Regions from separate parts of the Homo sapiens genome. Here region 1 is linked to region 2. The links are chromatin loops, found by intact Hi-C in ENCODE. Cell type or tissue: right lobe of liver. All regions are shown on one strand. Each heading gives the region's core, and the rest is flanking DNA. Links, peaks and the distances in the headings are about the cores only. Region 1 overlaps KLHL5 (kelch like family member 5). Region 2 overlaps FAM114A1 (family with sequence similarity 114 member A1).

What was found. Hi-C counts contacts between places; a loop is a spot of excess contacts. Peaks named below come from ENCODE experiments on the same cell type or tissue, not always from the same donor. Only the 100,000 strongest peaks of a DNase experiment are listed, where the experiment ranks them.
Region 1: a loop joins it to region 2, with 2.6 times the contacts of the local background. A loop is called at or near these places in 8 of 110 quality-filtered maps.

Annotation. Positions count from the first base shown.
Region 1 is chr4:39,123,763-39,126,572 of GRCh38, forward strand. It overlaps KLHL5 (kelch like family member 5), which reads left to right. Exons shown (of 11, transcript NM_015990.5): 11 at 1-2,471. Among named protein-coding and RNA genes, the nearest start is that of WDR19, 57 kb to the right of the region's middle. In right lobe of liver, for the core only: no CTCF peak of the experiment used is centred there; no DNase peak of the experiment used is centred there.
Region 2 is chr4:38,928,852-38,931,661 of GRCh38, forward strand. FAM114A1 (family with sequence similarity 114 member A1) reads left to right here. Exons shown (of 15, transcript NM_138389.4): 10 at 391-482; 11 at 2,600-2,761. Among named protein-coding and RNA genes, the nearest start is that of MIR574, 62 kb to the left of the region's middle. In right lobe of liver, for the core only: no CTCF peak of the experiment used is centred there; a DNase peak (open chromatin) is centred at 1,630; H3K27ac peaks cover 1,948 bases.

The DNA.
Region 1 (2,810 bases), core at 84-2,583, 190 kb after region 2:
AACATTGAAAATTTTTCCCCTAATATCATGAAAATTCCTGATTTCCCCACTGCTATTCAACATTATACTAGAAGGTCTAGCCAGAGCAATTAGGCAAGAAAAAGAAATAAAATGAATCCCAAATAGGAAGAAGTAAAACTACATTTGCAGAAAACATGGTCCTATATATTAAAAATCCTAAAGAATCCACAAAATGATTCCGGCTGATTTTAAAAATTCAGCAATGTTGCAGGTTGCAAGATCAACACACAAAAGTCTAAGAAAAACCTGAGGGGAAATTAAAACAATTTCATTTACAATAACATGAAAAAGAATAAAATACTTAGAAATAAATTTGACCAAGAAAGTGCAAGACTTGGACACTGAAAAGTACAAAACGTTGCTGAAAGAAATTAAAGAAGACCTAAATAAATGGAAGACATCCTGTGCTGGCAGGTTGGAAGACTTAACATTGTTAAGATGGCATTACTCCCAAAATTAGTCTATAGATTTAATACAATCCCCATTAAAATTCCAGTGACCCTTTTACAGAAACTGAAAAGCTGACCCTAGAATTTATATGGGATTGCAAGTTACTGAAGGTACTCAAGTCTGTTCAAAACAATCTTGAACAAGAATAAAGTTGAAGGACTCACATTTTCCAATTTCAAAATTTACTGCAAAGCTACTTCAATCAAAACAGTGTTGTGCTGGTATAAAAATATATAAAGCAATAGAGTAGAATGGAAAGTCCAGAAACAAATTACGCCAATACACTATGGTCAATTGATTTTTGACAAGGGTTCCAGGACCATTCAATGAAGAAAGAACAGTGTCTTCAACTAATAGTGCTAAGACAAGTGAATATTCACATGCAAAAGAATGAATTTGTACCTGTACTTCATACCATATATAAAAATTAATTCAAAATAGATCAAAGACCTAAATGTAAGAGCTAAAACCATAAAACTTTGAGAAGAAAATACAGGAATAAATCTTCATGACCTTGGATTTGGCAATGGTTTCTTAGATATGGCACCAAAAGCACAAGCAACAACAGCAAAAAAAAAAAAAAAAAAAAAAAATCAAAATTAAAAGCTTCTACATATCAAGGGACACTATGAAGAAAGTGAAAAGACAACCCACAGAATGGGAGAAAATATTTGTAAATCTTACATATCTGGTAAGGAACTAATACCTAGAATATATAAGGAACTCCGATGCTCGACAACAAAAAGACAAACCAATTTTAAAATGGGCAAAGGACTTAAATAGACATTTCTCTAATGAAGATATACAAATGGCCGACAAGCACATGGAAAGCACTCAACCTCATCAGTCATTATGCAAATCAGCGCCACAAGAAGATACCACTTCACACCTATTAGAATGACGAAATAGACCTAGGATCTAAACCTACAGGAAAAAAAATGAATAATAGAGAAAATAAATGTTAGAGAGGATGTGGAGAAATTGAAAACCTTCATTCGTTGTTGGTGGGAATGTTAAATGGTGTAGCCACTGTGGAAAACAGTTTGGCAGTTCCTCAATAAGTTAAAAAAAAGAATTACCATATGACCCAGCAAGTCCACTCCTGGGCATATACTGAAAAGAACTGAAAACAGGTGTTCAAGCAAAAACTTTCACGCAAATATTCATTGCAGCACTAGTCACAGTAGCCAAAAAAGAGGAAACAACCCAAATGGCCATCAGCTGATGAATGAATAAACAAATTGTGGTATCTCCACACGGCACAATAGAATATTCAGCCATAAAGAGAAATGAGGGACTGATACATGCTAAAGCATGGATGAGCCTTGAGCGCATTTTTGCCAAGTGAAAGAAGGCAGACACAAAAGGCAACGTATTGCATGAGTGCATTTATATGAAATATCCAAAATAGGCAAATCCATGGAGACAGAAAGCAGATAAATGGTTGTAAGAAGCTGAGAGAAAGGAGTGGGGAGAGATTGCTAAAAAGGAGTTTCCTTCTAGGGTGATGAAAATGTTCTGGAACTACTTATTGGGGATGATTGCACAACATGGTGAAGGTACTCAATGTCACTAATGGTAAATTTCACATACACTTTACCATAATTTTTAAAAAGCTTTATTAGCTACATTATGTTATGATACTTAAATGTCATAACAATAGCATTCTGTACGCTTCACTAGGATAAAAACTTCGGATTTATATGCATCTGGAAGAGAAATTTTTCACTGTAATTTGCAAATAAATGAATTTCTAAAAATCTAACAGAAAGGCTCTTAAATCTTAATTTCAACCTAAGAAGGGAGTGAGAAACAACGAGAACCATGAGGGGAGAGTTAACGGGGAACTTCCCCACCGTCCGGTACATGGCAGGCATTCCACAAATGTTTTCTGAAAGTTGAAATAGACATCTTTTCATGAACTCTGTAATATTTGAAATTATTGATAACTCTTACACAAAAACAAATATTCAATAAAATGATATTTAATTTCACTGTGACTAGATAATACTCATGTAATATTTTTTATTTTTTAACTGGAGTAAAAAAAATCAAATGCCATGAAAAATTACAGGCTACTTATGGCATTTTCATCATTCTGAGTCTTAAAGAACTTATATGAACGCACCACCTCTTCCATCACAGCCTCTGTCCTCATTCCTGAGATGTAGGAGAGTACCGTGTTTTTTTGTATCTTCTCCTGGGGCTGAACAACTTGCAAGCCTCTTGAAGAAATGCCGTATTGACAGATGTGGGTATTGGCATCATCGCTAGACTTCACTGCCACCCTCATTTCCCCCTAGTCCTGGGTAATTATTTGGGCTAACGAGGTATAATCT
Region 2 (2,810 bases), core at 129-2,628:
GATGTTGTCCCAGGTCTCTTAGGCCTGAGAAAGGTCATGCCTTTGTTCATCCCAGTCCTTCTTTCAGCAAATAGCTGCTGACCACCTACAGCTGTGAACAAGACAAGCGAGGTCCCTCCCTGACCTCTTGTTGCCTTTGGGTTGTCCTGGGGGTGTCCCTGCTGGAGCTGCCAAACAGCAAGACTTCAGCGGCCCTGCACCCGGATGCATCTGCTGCCTCACTGCCATGCTCACGAATGGAAGACATTCATCTTTGCCCAGCGGCTGGCGGGCAGGCTGCTACAACCTCCACTTAGTCTACCCCAGCTGCAGGCTGTAATGTTGGGGGAGCTGCCACATCCTGAAGGATGAAAAATAAATCACGCTTCTTCTGTCGTGTTCTATTTCTAGGCTTAGAAGAAAAGGGAGAAGAATTTGCTCGCATGCTTACAGAGCTTCTCTTTGAATTACATGTGGCGGCCACACCTGACAAACTCAATAAGGTCAGCACTGTCTGATTTATAGTTTCTGGTTAAAAAAAAACAGTGCAGGGGAGAGTCTCTGTTGTAAAGTTCCAGAGATGCACCTGAAATGGAAAACCCCCAAATCTTATGTGGCATAGTGCCGGGAGAGGAGTTTGAGGTCAGTAATTAAGATTTGAGGAGGGGCTGGGCACGTGGCTCACGCCTATAATCCCAGCACTTTGGGAGGCCAAGGCGGGTGGATCACCTGAGGTCAGGAGTTTGAGACCAGCCTGGCCAACATGGTGAAATTCCATCTCTACTAAAATACAAAAATTAGCCAAGTGCGGTGGCGCATGCCTGTAATCCCAGCTACTCGGGAGACTGAGGCAAGAGAATCGCTTGAACCCAGGAGGCCAAGGTTGCAGGGAGCTGAGATTGTGCCACAGCACTCCAGCCTAGGTGACAGAGTGAGACTCTCTCTCAAATTTTAAAAAAAGGAAAAAACGAAAAGATTTGAGGAGGCAACATAATGGAATGTGGTGGTGGAGAACATGCTAGACTGTGTCATGAGATCTGCATTTTAGTTGTAATTTTACTAGTAATTACCTTGTAACCTTGAATAAGTCACTTACCTTTTCATGGCAAAATAGAATGTTATGTCGGAGCAGTAGTTATCATCAGGTTAGGGCAGGGAAAAAGGGTGCAGAATCACCAAGAGGCTTTTTTCAAATTTCACCCCGCCCCCCTTCTAAAGAAACATGCCAGAATTAGGTAGAGAGAGGCACGTCAGCCAGGTAAACCCCACAGTTCCTCCCACCTGGAGCACAGGGGCTGCATCATGTCTAAGACCATTCCAGCTTTAACAATCTGGGTTCCTCTAATAATACCACAGTGTGTTTTGCAAGTTAGTACAAGGTCTTGCTGTGAAGTTTCTTTAGAGGCCATGATCATTAATTACTTAAAACTGCATGATGTTTTTCCATTCTCTCTCTCTCTCTTTCTTTCTTCTTTTTAGCAAGCAGTGGTTTACATAGGTACTCACTTATCCAGGTGGGTGAGGAAAAGGGCAGAATGAGGAGGTGAGATGAGTAATTTCTTTATCTCTGATGGGGGTCACTGATTCTGGCAGGTCAGTGACTTGAACACAGTGGGAAGTTGCCTCATTCATCTCCGTGCAGCATCTGCCACTGCTCAGAGGGGGCATGTGGTGGCTCTGAGATTCCACTGGCTTATTTGCTTAGGGTTAAATCTTTGTCTGTAATAGAGGACACACTGAGGACAGTTTTGCTGGGTTTTCTCTCCCCAGATCTTCTTGCTGTTAACTTACCATTCAACACTCTGATATTTTTAACTTTGGCGTGTAAGATTTAACGTGGGAAGTAAGTTTAGTGTAAGCCCCAAAACAACTTTTACTTAAGCAAACAGCTTAAACTATAATGATAAAATTGGAGTGAGTCTGCCCCTTCGTTCTAAATTCAGGGAATAACAGGCAGGGGAGGAGGTTTCTGATTGTTTAATTTAGCCATGATTTTGCAGGGCACAGAGTGCGTAAACTGCACTCATGTGAAATTAAACTAGACACAGAGCAGCACCAGACCTTTCCAGCAGCGCTTCTCTTCTCCCCCTTGAGGGTGGAAGACCTGTCATGAATCAAGAAACGCAGAGCCCTTCTTCACCTTCCCAGCATGATACATTGTTAGGTTCATGAAACATGAAGAGCTTCCTGAAATATATCAGATGAGGACATTTGCTGTAGCCGCGGCCCCATGGCTCAATTTCTAACACATATTTTTAAAAATACTATTATTCTTTTATAGATGGTCATGAAAAGTGAAAAATATACCATAGATTTTTCAATGTGACTGTCATTTTTATTCTTATCTGAATATCATTTTTAAATGCTTTTTGAAGAGTCCTCAGGCTTGCATTGTTCTTTCCATACCTTCTGTTCTGTCCCTCTTTTCTACTTTATATTTACCAGAAAGCAACAACAAGGTTATCTTTTTCGGGGGTTGAAAAATTGCCCCGTCATCCTCCAAACATACAGAGATCCATTCTTGAAGGCTTAGAGACACTTGATTCTAGTCTTGGGGTTGGAATGACTTAGTTTCCATATTTGCGCCATAAAAGGATTGTTTGGTTGGGGACCTCTGCAGGCCATGAAGAGGGCTCATGACTGGGTGGAAGAGGATCAAACCGTGGTGTCAGTAGATGTGGCAAAAGTGTCCGAAGAAGAAACAAAGAAGGAAGAAAAGGAAGAGAAATCTCAAGACCCTCAAGAAGACAAAAAGGAGGAAAAGAAAACTAAGACCATAGAGGTAAATTCATTCTAGATTGTCTGCCTACAAGGTAATAAGAGTGTGTTCA